Linked DNA regions of Homo sapiens: region 2 is linked to region 1. Evidence: read pairs that join two places in POLR2A ChIA-PET (ENCODE). Cell type or tissue: PC-3. All regions are shown on one strand. Each heading gives the region's core, and the rest is flanking DNA. Links, peaks and the distances in the headings are about the cores only.

The links. ChIA-PET counts read pairs that join two places held together with the same protein. Peaks named below come from ENCODE experiments on the same cell type or tissue, not always from the same donor. Only the 100,000 strongest peaks of a DNase experiment are listed, where the experiment ranks them.
Region 2: POLR2A ChIA-PET joins it to region 1 with 8 read pairs; 27 of 35 experiments call an interaction of 5 or more read pairs at or near these places.

What each region holds. Positions count from the first base shown.
Region 1 is chr20:31,539,306-31,546,936 of GRCh38, forward strand. HM13 (histocompatibility minor 13) reads left to right here. Exons shown (of 13, transcript NM_178581.3): 4 at 5,642-5,730. Among named protein-coding and RNA genes, the nearest start is that of MCTS2, 4.3 kb to the right of the region's middle. In PC-3, for the core only: no CTCF peak of the experiment used is centred there; a DNase peak (open chromatin) is centred at 3,086; H3K27ac peaks cover 1,280 bases.
Region 2 is chr20:31,589,876-31,597,506 of GRCh38, forward strand. No RefSeq gene overlaps it. Among named protein-coding and RNA genes, the nearest start is that of ID1, 12 kb to the right of the region's middle. RefSeq lists enhancers at 628-1,128, 1,129-1,629, 2,791-3,556, 4,323-5,088, 5,089-5,853 and 2 more and a silencer at 5,791-6,085. In PC-3, for the core only: a CTCF peak has its summit at 3,558; DNase peaks (open chromatin) are centred at 3,626 and 4,046; H3K4me3 peaks cover 820 bases; H3K27ac peaks cover 1,917 bases.

The sequences.
Region 1 (7,631 bases), core at 1,913-4,412:
AAGAGGTGCAGCCTCAGGCTGAGAAACACTGATAGACCAAGAGGTGGCCAGGGTTCCCAGAAGGAAGGAACTCACCTTGAACTTAGCTTTCTTTGAAGGGTAGGAAACCTGGAAGACGTACAAAGGAGGGAGAGGTCAGGTGCTAGAAAGTTTGTGCACATTGAGGGCATGGGCAGAATCTGCTCCCAAAAGCATTGAAAGCCAATATGAGGCCAGGTGGTGGCTCATGCCTGTAATCCCAGCACTTTGGGAGGCCAAGGCAGGCGGATCACAAGGTCAGGAGATTGAGACCATCCTGGCCAACATGGTGAAACCCCGTCTCTACTAAAAATACAAAAAAATTAGCTGGGCATGGTGGTGCATGCCTGTAGTCCCAGCTACTCAGGAGGCTGAGGTAGGAGAATCATTGAACCTGGGAGGCGGAGGTTGCAGTGAGCCGAGATTGCACCACTGCATTCCAGCCTGGCGACAGAGTGAGACTCCATCTCAAAAAAAAAAAAAAAGCCAATATGAATGTGGCTTCATTCTTCTAGGCACACTGGCAGGACAGTGTGGTAGTCAGGAGCACAGGGTCAAGAGGCAGGCAGCCTTGGGACAAACACCTGGTGCTGCCAGCTCTAATATGTGTAAATTACTCAAGCTCTGAGCATAGTTCTTCTACCTATAAAATGGAGAGACTACAGGTACCTCCTCAGAGGTGTGGGGAGGGTCTAGTGAGCCCCAGGCTGTAACATCCCTAGAGCACAGTGCCAAGCACACAGTGAGCCTAGTGGCTGGCCCAGGGTTACACAGCTGAGACTTCACCTCTGGTCTTCCCACTGAGGTCATTGTTGTCCTCACCTGCACTGACTCTTCACCCACAAAATTCTATTCTAGCTAGCTTGGGAGAATTCTAGTCCAGCCCCGCATCCTGAAAAATGGAGGCCCAGGGAACCTGAGTGACTTGGACCCAACCAAGATAATGGCAGGCCCAGTCGCCCTTGCTCACAGGACAAACCAGTCCTTTCGTGGTGGACCTGGGGTGGGGTGGGGGCAGTCACTTGCAGACATTGGGTGTCCTCCTTTCCCATGCTGATTAGGATCCTCCCCAACTGTAGCCCATCCTACCCCAGCATCTGTGAGACGCTTGAGACCCCCAAGTCTCCCCACAGCCCAGCCTCCACCTCAGAGAGCCCAGTGGGTTTTGAAAGCCACTGTTAGGCTGTGTGCTGAGGAACTGATTATTTAATGTTATAGCAACAACCCTACAATGAAGATCTTATCTCTACCCAGCTGCCTAGGCAGGGTATTTTGAACCTTTATCATCTTGACACCAAAGACTTTTTTTCCCTTTTAGAATAATAACTAAGGGACATTGTCCCAAATTTCTCATAGATGAGTAATCTATGTCAAGAAATAATTGAGGGTGGGCACGGTGGCTCACACCTGTAATCGCAGCACTTTGTGAGGCCAAGGCAGGTGGATCACCTGAGGTCAGGAGTTCAAGACCAGCCTGGGCAACATGGTGAAACCTTGTCTACTAAAAATACAAAAAAGTAGCCGGGTGTGATGACGCACCCAGCTACTCGGGAGGCTGAGGCAGGAGAATCACTTGAACCCAGGAGGTGGAGGTCGCAATGAGTCAAGATCGCACCACTGCACTCCAGCCTGGGTGACAGAGGGAGACTCCATCTCAAAAAAAAAAAAAAGAAATAATTGTCTATCTGTCTTTTAGCCACTTCATAATTTTTAGAGATAGATATTATCAACAGAAAATAAAACCAACAGCAGCTAAAACTGCACATGGTAAAATGTATGAGTGACTAGAAACTAACAGAAGAATAATTTTCTTAATGAAATTTAGAGCAACAAAATTTGACCTGGGAAAACCATACCTTTTAAAAATAATGGATCACCTGGGCATGGTGGTTCACACCTGTCATCCCAGCACTTTGGGAACCCTAGGCTGTTGGATCACCTGAGCTCAGGAGTTCAAGACCAGCCTGGGCAACATGTTGAGACCCTGTCTCCACAAAAAATACAAAAATTAGCCGGGTATGGTGGTGCGTGCCTGTGGTCCCAACTGCTCGGTAGGCTGAGGTGGGATGATCGCGTGAACCTGGGAGGCAGAGAGGTTGCAGTGAGCTGTGATCATGCCACTGCACTCCAGCCTGGGTAACAGAGTAAGACCCCATCTGAAAAATATAAAAAAAAAAAAAAAAGAATAATGGATGGCCATAGGCAGAAGGTATGCTTACCATATGGGGTTAAAGCTGGTCCACTAAAAAATTTGATGGGGACCAAAAACTGTCAGATGAAGGAAATCATTATTGTAAAATTAACATGAAAAAGAACTGAATCCAGTGAAAATAATTTTAGTAAGTAGGGGATGATTTGATCATGCTTTTTAGAAAGTTGGTCTACCAATTAAATGGATGTTTCAATTAAATCGAGTTTTCTTAAATATTTTCTCAAGGAAAGTCTACAGTGTTGTTAGAATTTTGATCAGCTGCCTGTATCCACAAACTTAGACCTTCCTCAGGATCCAAACAACAGATCCAAAGGTTTAAGACAGGGAAATTGGGCTCAGAGGGGTTATGTAACCACCAGGATTCACAGCTGGTAAGGGCAAAGTGAGGTTTTGAGCTCAGGTCTGTCTGACTCCAAAACCCCTATTCTTTACAGTTTTGGCAAAAGTGAAGTGGGGGGAGCTTAAAGAGGGTGGGCTGGCCACCTCCTGCCATTGAGCCTGTGGTCTCCCAAGGACTGGCAGAGGAGAGGCCTGCTGAAAGGCTGCAGAGAGCTGCACCCGAGCTGTGACAGCACAGGCTGAGGTTCTCAGGATTCCCTCCACCTCCACCACCACTTCCTAGCCCACATTAAGCCTCTTTGGAACAAACCCCAGCCTGGGGGATTGGAGGAAGGCAGGGGCCGCAGCCTGCCTTACCTTGTGTAGTCACCAAGATTCAAACCCAAGACATCCTTCCTGCAAAGGGAACCTCGGCTTACTTCATCATCTGTGTCTGAGCTCGTGCCCCACCCAGCTGACCTTAGAGGGAAAAAATGCCCAGAAGGACCAGATCTGCCACCCCAGAGGAGGAAGCCACATCACCAGTTTCACTGACCCTGCCTTCCACCCCCAGGGGAGAAGGGCACCAGGATGTGGCTTGTCAGTGGGAAGCAATGACCTTTACGTTTGACATGAGCCATCAAGGGCCAGGAAGAATCTCTGCCTGCTACAAAAGTCTGCATTCAGAGTCATTCAGCAAGCATTTTAGCAGATGTCTAGCAGGCACCAGGTATCTTCACCCCAGGGTAGGGTGAAGATGATGAGACGGGGCCTCTATTCTCAAGTCCACAGGCTCGCGCTAGCCAGGTTGCTTGACTCCTCCCCTGTGTAGTGCTAAGCAGCCTCTCTTTTCTTGGAATAACAAAGATATCAATCTAGAGACTTGCTACTTGAAGTTGAAGCTGCAGTTAAGTTTATAGGGTGCCAAGTGCTCATTTAATCCTCTCAATAGCCCTACAAGAAAGGTGTTGTAGCATTCCAGATGAGGAACAGTTGCACAGAGCAGTTAAGTAAGTTTCCCAAGATCAGACCACTAATAAGTGGCAGAGTTAGGATTTGAGCCCAGGAAGTCTGGCTCCGGAGTCCATGTCTTTAACTGTCACACTCTGCTGGTTGAGAAGCTGAGCACCAAGCTCCTAAGGAAGAGGCCGGCTAAGATGGGCAGAGTTCTTATCCATACCTGCACTCACACCCTGGCTTCAGACTCCCCCAAAACTGATTCAGCAAACTAATCTGAAAGTAGCTTCCTGTCACCCACCCAGCTTCTGCCTCCCACCGCCTCAGAACCCTGCTGTGGGAGCCCATTTCCGATTCTGGCCTTGCACCTGCTGCGCTTCTCTTCACAAAGCCCTCCCATCATTCATACCACAGCCCTACAGGCTAGGAGGGATCGGCTCTTTGACAAGTGGAGAAATAGAGGCCCAGAGATGGTTTTTTGTTTTTGTTTTTAGAGACGGAGTCTCGCTGTGTCGCCCAGGCTGGAGTGCAATGGCACAATCTCAGCTCACTGCAACCTCTGCCCCCCGGGTTCAAGCAATTCTCCTGCCTCAGGCTCCTGAGTAGCTGGGATTACAGGCACCTGCCACCACGCCGGGCTAATTTTTGTATTTTTTTAAGTAGAGATGAGGTTTTGCCATGTTGGCCAGGCTGGTCTCGAACTCCTGACCTCAAGTGATCCGCCACCTCAGCCTCCCAAATGTTGGGATTACAGGCGTGAGCCACTGCACCTGGCCAGAGAGGGTTCTTGAATCTACATCTTGCTCCATGCCACCAGGGTCTTTAAAGAGAGTTCCCTTGGCCGGGCGCGGTGGCTTACGCCTGTAATCCCAGCATTTTGGGAGGCCGAGGTGGGCGAATCACGAGGTCAGGAGATCGAGACCATCCTGGCTAACACAGTGAAACCCCTTCTCTACTAAAAATACAAAAAAAAATTAGTCGGGCATGGTGGCGGGTGCCTATAGTCCCAGCTACTCGGGAGGCTGAGGCAGGAGAATGGCATGAACCCAGGAGGCGGAGCTTGCCGTGAGCCGAGATCGCGCCACTGCATTCCAGCCTGGGCGACAGAGTGAGACTCCATCTCAAAAAAAAAAAGAGTTCCCTTTTCCCTCCCTTTATCACTGTGACCTGGGTACCTCCTGGCCTGCCTCATCCCTGCTAAAGACTCCATGCCAGGCAAAGCATTCATCCTGCCTTCTTTCATATCTTCATAGCAATGCTCTGAGACAGATGGTATTGTTAGCCCTGTATACAGATGAGAAGATTGAGGTCCAGGGAGACAGAGCCACTGAAATGGCTCTCCCACAGCCACATGGCAGAGCAGGCCTCAGTGCTGGGCCACCCAGGCATGTAGCCACTCCACAGTACTGCCACCAGGCTGGGTCAAGAGGCCTTGGTTTGCTAATCTTGCTCTGAAAAAAGTCCAGAAAAGGTCTCTGCTTCCTTCCTGGCTGGGAGGTGGGGCATGCTGGGTAATCAGAGAGAATGCTTCTAGAGACGAGGCCAAGCTGGTCTTAAACAACTGAGGCCTTGTGGAAGGAGTGAATGTGATGGTGATCCTGCCCAGGGGCTATGATTCATCTGGCTGATTGATTCCAGCTGAGTCTGTAAAAATCTCAGTCCTGCTGTTGGAAAGCAGAATGTCAAGTCATGGAGTGGGGTGGGGGTGACTGTCAGGTCATCTAACTTGATAGGTTTGGAAGGGAGTCCACAAATATGCTTCTTGACAAGGGACTCATATAGGTGGCATGTGGGCCAGACTTTGGGATCCTCTGCTCTCCCAAAAATGGTATTTTGCCTTCAGTCTATCTGCTTCTGCTTTGCATTTCTTTGATGTTAACAAAAAGGCAGTAGAGAAATCACTATGAGTGCAAAAACCTAGGTTTGAGTCTTAGCTGAGATATAGGACCCCTGTGTGACTCTGGGCAAATCACTTACCTTTTGAGGGCCTCTGTTTTCACATCTGTAGAGTGGGAACAGTAACACCTACCTATCAGGACAGCTGTAAGGGTGCCAGCTGTAAATGGGGCAGGGGTGTGTTAAGGCTGACTGCCCATGGGGGCTCTGTTTGCCGACTTGCTTTGTCTTTCCTTCCAGCCCCTTCATGAATAAGTTTTTTCCAGCCAGCTTTCCAAATCGACAGTACCAGCTGCTCTTCACACAGGGTTCTGGGGAAAACAAGGAAGGTCAGTGCTAACCACTTTCCCCTGTAGTGTGCCTTGGGTGTCTTCCTCCACCATTCCCTTTGTCTCTCCAATATTGGGGTTCTCCAATAGAGCAACTGATGAAGTGGGCTCTGGAATTCCATGGCCTGGATTCACATTCCAACTCTGCTATTGTCTAGACATGGGACCCTGGGTGAACGCCTTACCTCTCTGAGCATTGGGTGTTTTTGTTTTTGTTTTTTTTCCCATCTGTAAAATGAAAGTGTTAATCTAGTACCTCCTTCACAGTCATGTTGTTAAGATGGCGAGTCAATAAGTGGAAAGCATTCAGCATGGTGCCTGGCTCATAGTAAGCACTCAAAGTCGGCCTTCATGATTATTTTATTCGTATATATTTTTAGTGTGATCACTGCCTCACCTAAGGTTTGAAAAGGGGGTTCCACAGCTCTTTTTTCAAAAATAAAAACTGGCCAGAAACAGTGTCTCATGCCTGTAATCACAGCAATTTGGGAGGCCAAGACAGGATGATCACTTGAGGCCAGGAATTTGAGACCAGCCTAGGCAACATAGTGAGACCTCATCTCTACAAAAAAATTGTAAAAAAATGCAAACTATGGGGAAGTGTGGAGATCCTGGGATTTGTAGGTTAGTTAGGGTATGGATTCAAATGCTGTAACAAGATTATCAATGCTTGACCAAACAGCAGGTATTTCTTTGTTTTTTGTTTTTTGAGACAGAGTCTTGTTCTGTCACCCAGGGTGGAGTGCAGTGGTGCGATCTCAGCTCACTGAAACCTCAGCCAACTGAGTAATTGAGATTACAGGCGTGTGCTACCACACCCAGCTAATTTTTTTGTATTTTTAGTAGAGATGGAGTTTTGCCATGCTAGCCAGGCTGGTCTCAAACTCCTGACCTCAAGTGATCTGCCCACCTCAGCCTCCCAAAGCGCTAGAATTACAGGCGTGAGTGAGCCACCACGCCCAGCAGGTATTTCTCTTGTATACAATACTGAGCATGTGAAATCTAGCACTTTTTTTTTTTTTTTTTTTTTTCGAGACAGGGTCTCGCTCTGTCGCCCAGGCTGGAGTGCAGCGGCACAATCTTGGCTCACTGCAAGCTCCACCCCCTGGGTTCACGCCATTCTCCTGCCTCAGCCTCCCGAGTAGCTGGGACTACAGGCGCCCGCCACTACGCCCGGCTAATTTTTTTGTATTTTTAGTAGAGACGGGGTTTCACCGTGTTAGGATGGTCTCCATCCCCTGACCTCTTGATTCGCCTCCCAAAGTGCTAGGATTACAGGCGTGAGCCACCGCGCCCGGCCGTAGCACTCTCTCTTACTGGTGCCTAGCACATGCTGCCTTGTCCCTAATCGGCAGCAATTTTATGTGATTGCTTTGTGCATCTCTAAGGAACCTCTGTTAAACAATTGTTGATTTTTTTTTTTTAAAGACTGAGCTTGGGCCAGGTGAGATGGCTCACGCCTCCCAGCACTTTGGGAGGCTGAGGCAGGCGGATGACTTGAGATCAGGAGTTCCAGACCAGCCTGGCCATCACGGCGAAACCCCGTCTCTACTAAAAACACAAAAAAAATTAGCCAGGCATGGTGGCGTGTACCTGTAATCCTAGCTACTCGGGAGGCTGAGGCAGGAGAATCGCTTTAACCTGGGAAGGCGGAGGTTGCAGTGAGCCGAAATCGCGCCACTGCACTCCAGCCAGGGCGACAGAGTGAGACCCTGTCTCAAAAAAAAAAAAAAAAGACTAAGCTTGGCCAGGCGCGGTGGCTCATGCCTGTAATCCCAACACTTTGGGAGGCTGATGCAGGAGGGTCACTTGAGCCCTGGAGTTCGAGGCTGCAGTAAGCCACGGTCAGTGCACTCCAGCCTGGGCGACAGAGCAAGACCCCGTCTAAAAAAATAAATAAA
Region 2 (7,631 bases), core at 2,423-4,922, 51 kb after region 1:
TCATACCAGTTTACACACCCACCAGCACTGGATGAGTGTTATTTTCCCACATGCTCACCAACATTTTTTTTTTCTTTGAGATGGAGTCTCGCTCTGTCGCCCAGGCTGGAGTGCAGTGGTGCGATCTCGGCTCACTGCAAGCTCCGCCTCCTGGGTTCACGCCATTCTCCTGCCTCAGCCTCCCGAGTAGCTGGGACCACAGGCGCCCGCCGCCACACCCAGCTAATTTTTTTGTATTTTTAATAGAGAGAGGGTTTCACCGTGTTAGCCAGGATGGTCTCAATCTCCTGACCTCATGATCTGCCCGCCTCGGCCTCCCAAAGTGCTAGGATTACAGGCGTGAGCCACTATGCCCGGCTTCACCAACATTTTCTATATTATCAGACTTTAAACTTTTGTTTTATTAATTTTTTTCTTTTTGAAGACAGGCCTTTATTTTAATTTTATTTTTTGAGACAGCATGTCACTTTGTCACCCAGGCTGAAGTGCAGTGGCAGCATCTTTGCTCACTGCAGCCTCAACCTCCCAGGCTCAAGTGATCCTCCTGCCTCAGCCTCCCTGGTAGCTGGGACTACAGACATGCCATCATGCCTGTCTAATTATTTCCTTAAACTATTTTCTTTTTTTTTTTTGAGACGGAGTTTCGCTCTTGTCACCCAAGCTGGAGTGCAATGGCGCGATCTCGGCTCACCGCAAACTCCGCTTCCCGGGTTCAAGCGATTCTCCTGCCTCAGCCTCCCGGGTAGCTGGGATTACAGGTGCCTGCCACTATGCCCGTCTAATTTTTGTATTTTTAGTAGAGACTGGGTTTCACCATGTAGGCCAGGCTGGTCTTGAACTCCTGACCTCAGGTGATCCACCTGCCTTGGCCTCCCAAAGTGCTGGGATTACAGGTATGAGCCACCACGCCCAGCCCTTTAAAATATTTTCTGGAGATGAGATCTCACTGTATTACCCAGTCTGGTCTCAAAATCCTGCGTTCAAGTCATCCTTCCACCTTGGCCTCCCAAAGTGCTGGAATTATTGGTGTGAGCCACGTGCCAAGCCAGACTTTAATGTTTTTTGCAGGGTGACACAGCAGTTGCCTCCTGCTGACATCCCAGATATGCAAATGCTGGGGCTCAGGAGCATCGGCCTAACCCTTCCTCACTTTGTCTGTCTCAGCTGGACTATCACCTCCTCCTTCAGGAAGGCCTCCCCAGTCTACCTTAGCTGACTGGCAGCTTCCCATAACCTCGCGTGCTTTCCCATCACAGCACTGGGAACTTGAGGGGTGACTGTCTCATTATGGTCTGTCTTCCCCAGCGGACTGTGAGCTCCCCAGGAAGAGGTCACATTTGCAGGGCCATTGAACAGGCTGAAAGGAACACAAAGTTGCTACAAATAGTACTTTTGTGGAAGGCTCCATCTACTTGAAGTAAGGAGTTCCTTTCTCTAATTCCTACAAAGTACGCCCTTGGGATGGCAGTAGCTCACCTACCCACCACACCTCTGTGTCCTCAGCATCTGGATACAGCAGCAAGGAAGCACCACATGGCTGGTGGTGTTTATTCCCATTTGGGTACCCTCAACTAAATGTAGCTCTGAAGAGCATGAGCCTAGGTCATGTTCTTTCCATGCTTTGCCTAGCACAAAGCAAGTGTACAATAACCATTTATTATTTAATGATTCTAAAGCTCTGTATTTCAGTGGTGGAGGATATACCCAATTAGAGGTATTATAGTCACTGTAATAATAACTAGTGCCTACTGAATGCTGACTGCCAGGAACCTGTGTGGTTTTTTTCTTTTCTTTTCCTTCTTTTTTTTTTTTGAAACAGAATCTCACCCACGCTGGAGTGCAGTGGCGCAATCTCAGTTCACTGCAACCTCCACCTCCTGGGTTCAAGCAATTCTCCTGCCTCAGTCTCCTGAGTAGCTGGGATTACAAGCACTCTCCACCACACCTGGCTAATTTTTGTATTTTTAGCAGAGACGGTTTCACCATGTTGGCCAGGCTGGTCTCAAACTCCAGACCTCAGGTGATCTGCCCTCCTCGGCCTCCCAAAGTGTTGGGATTACAGGCGTGAGCTACTGCCCCGGCCCCAGCTTTAACAAAATTTTTTTTTGTAGAGATAGGGTCTTGCTGTGTTGCCCAGGCTGGTCTTGAACTCCTGGCCTCAAGTGATCCTCCTGCCTTGGCTTCCCAAAGTGCTGGGATTACAGGTGTGAGCCACCTCACCCAGCCCCTCTTTTTTTTTTTTTTAATACGGTCTCCCTCTGTTGCCCAGGCAGGAGTGCAATGGCAAGATCGGGGTTCACTGCGGCGTCAACTCCTGGACTTAAGGAATCTTCCCATCTCAACCTCCCCAGTAGCTAGCACTACAGGCATGTGCCACCAGGCCCAGCTGATATTTTTTTTTAATTTTTTTTTTTTTTTTCTGAGACAGAGTCTCACTCTGTCGCCTAGGCTGGAGTGCAGTGGCGCGATCTTGCCTCACTGCAAGCTCCACCTCCTGGGTTCACGCCATTCTCCTGCCTCAGCCTCCTGAGTAGCTGGGACTACAGGCGCCCGCCACCACACCTGGCTAATTTTTTGTATTTTTAGTAGAGAGAGGGTTTCACCGTGTTAGCCAGGATGGTCTCGATCTCCTGACCTCGTGATCCACCCGTCACGGCCTCCCAAAGTGCTGGGATTACAGACGTGAGCCACCGCGCCGGGCCTTAATTTTTAATTTTTATTATTAATTTATTTATGGAGAGGTCTTGCTATGTTGCCCACGCTGGTCTTGAATTCCCGGCCTCAAGTCATCCTCCCACCTCAGCCTCTTCAAGTGTTGGTATTACAGGCATTAGCCACCGCGCCCAGACTTAAATCACATAAACTCTTTTTTTTTGAGACCAAGTCTTGCTCTGTCGCCCAGGCTGGAGTGCCGTGGCACGATCTCGGTTTACTGTAACCTCCACCTTCCTGGTTCAAGCGATTATTTTGCCTCAGCCTCCTGAGTAGCTGGGACTACAGGCGCGAACCACCACGCCTAGCTAATTTTTTTTTTTTTTTTTGAGATGGAGTCTTGCTCTGTCGCCCAGGCTGGAGTGCAGTGGTGCAATCTTGGCTCACTGCAAGCTCCGCCTCCTGGGTTCACGCCATTCTCCTGTCTCAGCCTCCTGAGTAGCTGGGACTACAGGCGCCCGCCACCACGCCTGTCTAATTTTTTATATGTTTTTAGTAGAGACGGGGTTTCACCATGCTAGCCAGGATGGTCTTGATCTCCTGACGTCGTGATCCGCCCGCCTCGGCCTCCCAAAGTGCTGGGATTACAGGCATGAGCCACTGCACCCGGCCTTTTTTTGTATTTTCAGTAGAGACAGAGTTTCACCATGTTGGCCAGGCTGGTCTTGAACTCCTGAACTCAAAGCCTGCCTTGGCCTCCCAAAATGCTGGGATCACAGGCATGAGTCACCGCACCTGGCCTATAGCTTCCTTTTAAACAGCACATCGTTGCTTTTGCATCAGCCAGAAAAAAAAAATACTTTTTAGAAGAAAACGTACATTATCATGAGTCATAGTATTTGAGGAGTACAGCTCTGAAGCGGCCTGAGGTGAGGGTGCAGCTGGAGGCGCCGCCCCCTGGTGACTGGGTACTCAGGGTTGGGTTGAGCCAGGAGGGTGGTGGTTGCCTCAGGCTCTGTGAGGTGGGCAGGGAGCTGGGCAGGGAGCTGGGCGGGGTCCTGAGACATTCAACCTCAGCTGGTTCCTGGGTTCCGGGCCCTGGAGCAGTGAGGGAAGCCAGTTATATGGGAGGCAGGTGAGTCAAAGGAGGGTCAGGCTGGGTGCCAGAGAGGAGGGCCACTGCTTCTGTGAGGGGGCCTCTGGGGCCTTCCGTCCATCACCCAGTGGGCATATGGGGACACCACCGAGGCCCAGAGACCTCTTGCCCAGTCTCCCCACTCTCACCTCAGAGGTCCTTGCAGCTAGGGGCAGTGGCCTCTGCTGAGCTTTGCCCAGGGTGTAGCCAGTTGGCCTCAGGGCACTCCTGACTGGTGGCATGAGCCTCCCAGGCTGCCAGGGTCAGGTCAGCTCCCACGCCTCCACCCTGGGCAGGGCCCAGGCCTGCATTCATGGGTGCAAGAGGAGAGAGAGGCCTGAGCCCTGGATGGGTGTGGTTGTGTGTCCTTGGGGCTGATGCAGGATTTTTTTTTTTTTTTTGAGACGATGTCTTGCTCTGTTGCCCAGGCTGCAGTGCAGTGGCACGATCTCGTCTCACTGCAACCTCCATCTCCTGGGTTCAAGCAATTATCCTGCCTCAGCCTCCCGAGCAGATGGAGTTACAGGCGTGCACCACCACGCCTGGCTAATTTTCGTATTTTTAGTAGAGAGGGAGTTTCACCATGTGGGCCAGGCTGGTCTCGAACTTCCGACCTCATATAATCTGCCTGCCTTGGCCTCCCAAAGTGCCGGGATTACAGGCGTGAGCCACCGCACCTGGCCTTTCTGCAGGATTCTGAATTGTGTATGTGTGGAGAGTAAGGGGACTGTGTGCTCTAGAAGGGCTGTGGTGGGAGGTCTCTGGCCTGGTGCAGGTGGGTGTTGGTTGGGTCTGTGCACTGTGGGAGTGGGTGCCTGCAGGAAGCCAGTTTATCCTTTTGCAGGCAGTGGACTTCTCTAAGGCTGCGGGCATGTGTGTTGGCATCTTGGAGTCCCAGGTGTTTTGGCGTGAGTAATACTGTATAGATGTAAGTGTGTGTAGTGTTTGCAATGTTGTAGTGTGGGTGCATGTGTCTGTGTGTCCTGTTTGTTGAGAGGATTCATTGCATGTGGTTCTGTTAGGAGTGATAATGGGGTGTTTTGAGACATTTCCTCCTTGGTCTCTATTTTTTGGTGTGTTGGTTATGCAGATTTGGTGTTTCGGTAGTGTGCGCGGAGGTCAGTGTGTTGGTTGTATATTATGGTGTACTGTTGTGCGTTGTGCATTTGGCAGGTTGTGTCTATTGGTGTGTGGCTGTTGGGTTTGTCTGTTGTGTCAGTCGTACATATAAATGCCACGTTGGGCGTGTGGGTGTGTGCATTTGTATATTGCTCTGTGGGTGTGCGAAGCAGTGTGTTTGTGTAACCCTGCAGGTTTGGCCTATGCTGAGTAACCTAAGATGGGAGCTCCCTGAGCCTTGGCTCTGCCCTTGCCTTTGGCTGCTGGAGACCCTGGGCAGCAATGGCCCTTTGTCCAGCCACAGGAAAACCCCACCCCCCTCCATCGGCAGGGGACTTGGGAGGGGCCCAGACTGGTAGGCTCCAGCCTCCCGTCCATTGTTCTGGGGCCTCTCTGGAAAACAGGATGGGAGGTGAAAGGTGGACACAGGCCTGGACCCCCACACTCCCTGAAACAACCCAGGGGCACAGCACAGAATCCTTAGGAGGGAGGGCCTGGGGACAGTCCCCATTTTGTGGATGAGAAAACTGAGGGGTTTCATTCCTATTAAAAGGGAGAGAGCCTGAAGCCCCACACCCTTTATGTGCCCACCCACAGCCTCCTGCCGGGTTTGGGGGATGGAAAAATGACACCCCAGAATGGAAACAAAACGGTCTATTGTGGTTTCCATTTCTGAATGCTTACCATGTGCTAAGTGCAGAAGTGTCATAACTCTGCAGGTTAAGTTCATATTTTGTACCCATTTTGCACAGGAGTACACTGAACCATAAGGCAACAATTTATTCTTCAAAGGACACTACTCTAAACATTACTGTATTTCAAGTAGTACGCTGTGTGACCTTGAGCAAGTTGCTTACCTTCTCTGGGCCAGGCCCTAGTTCAGCTCTGGGACACAGCAGTGACCAAAGGAGCCGTGGTTCCTGCTCTCTTAGAGCCCATAGCCTGGGCAGGGAGGAGGAGGCAAGGAATGGCAAATACACAAGAAAACAAAGATCATTTCTGATGGTAATGAATTCAGTGAATAAGAGCAGGAGAATGTAAAAGAAAGTAGCCTAGGGGGATCTGAGAAGGCCTCTGGGGAGGCGACATTTGACCTGAGACTTGAAGAATGAGGAGTCTGGCAAAGACCTGGGGCTGATCAGTGTTCTAGGAACAAGTAACAGCAAGGGCAAGGGCCCTGAGGCAGGACAGAGCTATTAATAGTTTAAGGAGGGAGGCCTCTGGGCTGGTGAGAGAAAGGGAAGGGGCCCAGTTGGGTAGTGGGCAGGGGAGGAGTTTGGATCTTATTCTCCGTGAGATGTGCTGGTTCTGGTGGTAGTGGGGGGGCCTGTAGTCTCCTGTTACAAGGGTTGGGGGTGTGGGGACAGCCAGAGCCAAAGGTCTCTCCCCCACAGCTCCGGCAGTCCCAGCCCAGAGGCGCCGGCCTGGCGGCTGGAAGATTGCACTGTGGGCACATCTGGGGAGCAGCTGCCGAGCCAGGGCCAGAGTGGGTCACGTGGCACAGGGCAGGACCGTCCTGGAGCCTACAAGGCCAAGACTCCTAGGAGGGGCAGTGGAGAACACTCTGGACGAGAACAGTGCGTCAACGAGGAGGAACTGTGCACTGTAGACGTCCAGGCACACGGCCCCCTGCAGCCCCACACAGCCCCTGCCTCAGGACAGAGTGCCTGGGTTCAATGCCACCTCCCAGCTTTGTGATCTGAAACAAGTCACTCAACCTCTCTGGGTCTCATGGCCTCAGCTGTGAAGGGGACATGATATTACTACCACAGTTCCACAGGCTGTTCTTTTTTTTTTTTTTTTTTTTTTTTTTTTTTTAATTTTTTGAGACGCAGTCTCACTCTGTTGCCCAGGCTGGAATGCAGTGGCACCATCTCAGCTCACTGCAACCTCTGCCTCCCGGGTTCGAGCGATTCTCCTGCCTCAGCCTCCCTAGTAGCTGTAGTAGCTGGGACTACAGGCTCCCGCCACCAGGCCTGGCTAATTTTTTCATATTTTTAGTGGAGATGGGGTTTCACCATGTTGGCCAGGCTGGTCTCAAACTCTTGACCTCAGGTGAACCACCCACCTCAGCCTCCCAAAGTGCTCCCAGGCTGTTTATTTCTAATTCAACAAATATTCGTTGAGCACTTCCCACATGCCAGGTGCTGCATGAGGCTCTGCGTGACAGCAGGGAACAGGACCTCCGTGGTCCCTTCCCTTCTAAGCACACAATTAATGCTTTAGAACCAGGCCTGGCATTGAGGAAACTCTTAGTAAATGTAAGCCATTTGCCTGGAGCTCTGGAGGCCAGAGGAGGCACCCTGGAAGGCAGAGAAGGAGGTGTGGTGACAGAAAAATCCTAAGGAAAGTGCACTCCCTTTTATCACCAGGTGCTGCAGTTGGCTCCTGGTATGGCTCATTTCACTCTCACAACCACCCTACGAAGAGGGATGAGCATTAGCTCCAATTTATGGATGAGGAAACTGAGGCCCAGTTTGTCAATGGCACAGCCAGGACTGGAGGCAGTGAAGGGCTGGTCCCTTTTTCTCTCTGGGGCTCAATATTCCCATCTGTGAAATGGGGCATTACAATAATACAGCTGCACCAGCTCCAGGGAGCAGTTGTGAAATCAGATGTGCCAGGTATGTGAAAAGGGCTTCCTGAGAGACTATGACCATGAATGCTGGGTTGGGAATATGGGGGTTCATTTAAGGAGCCCTCCGAACTTCCTGGCCACCAGAAG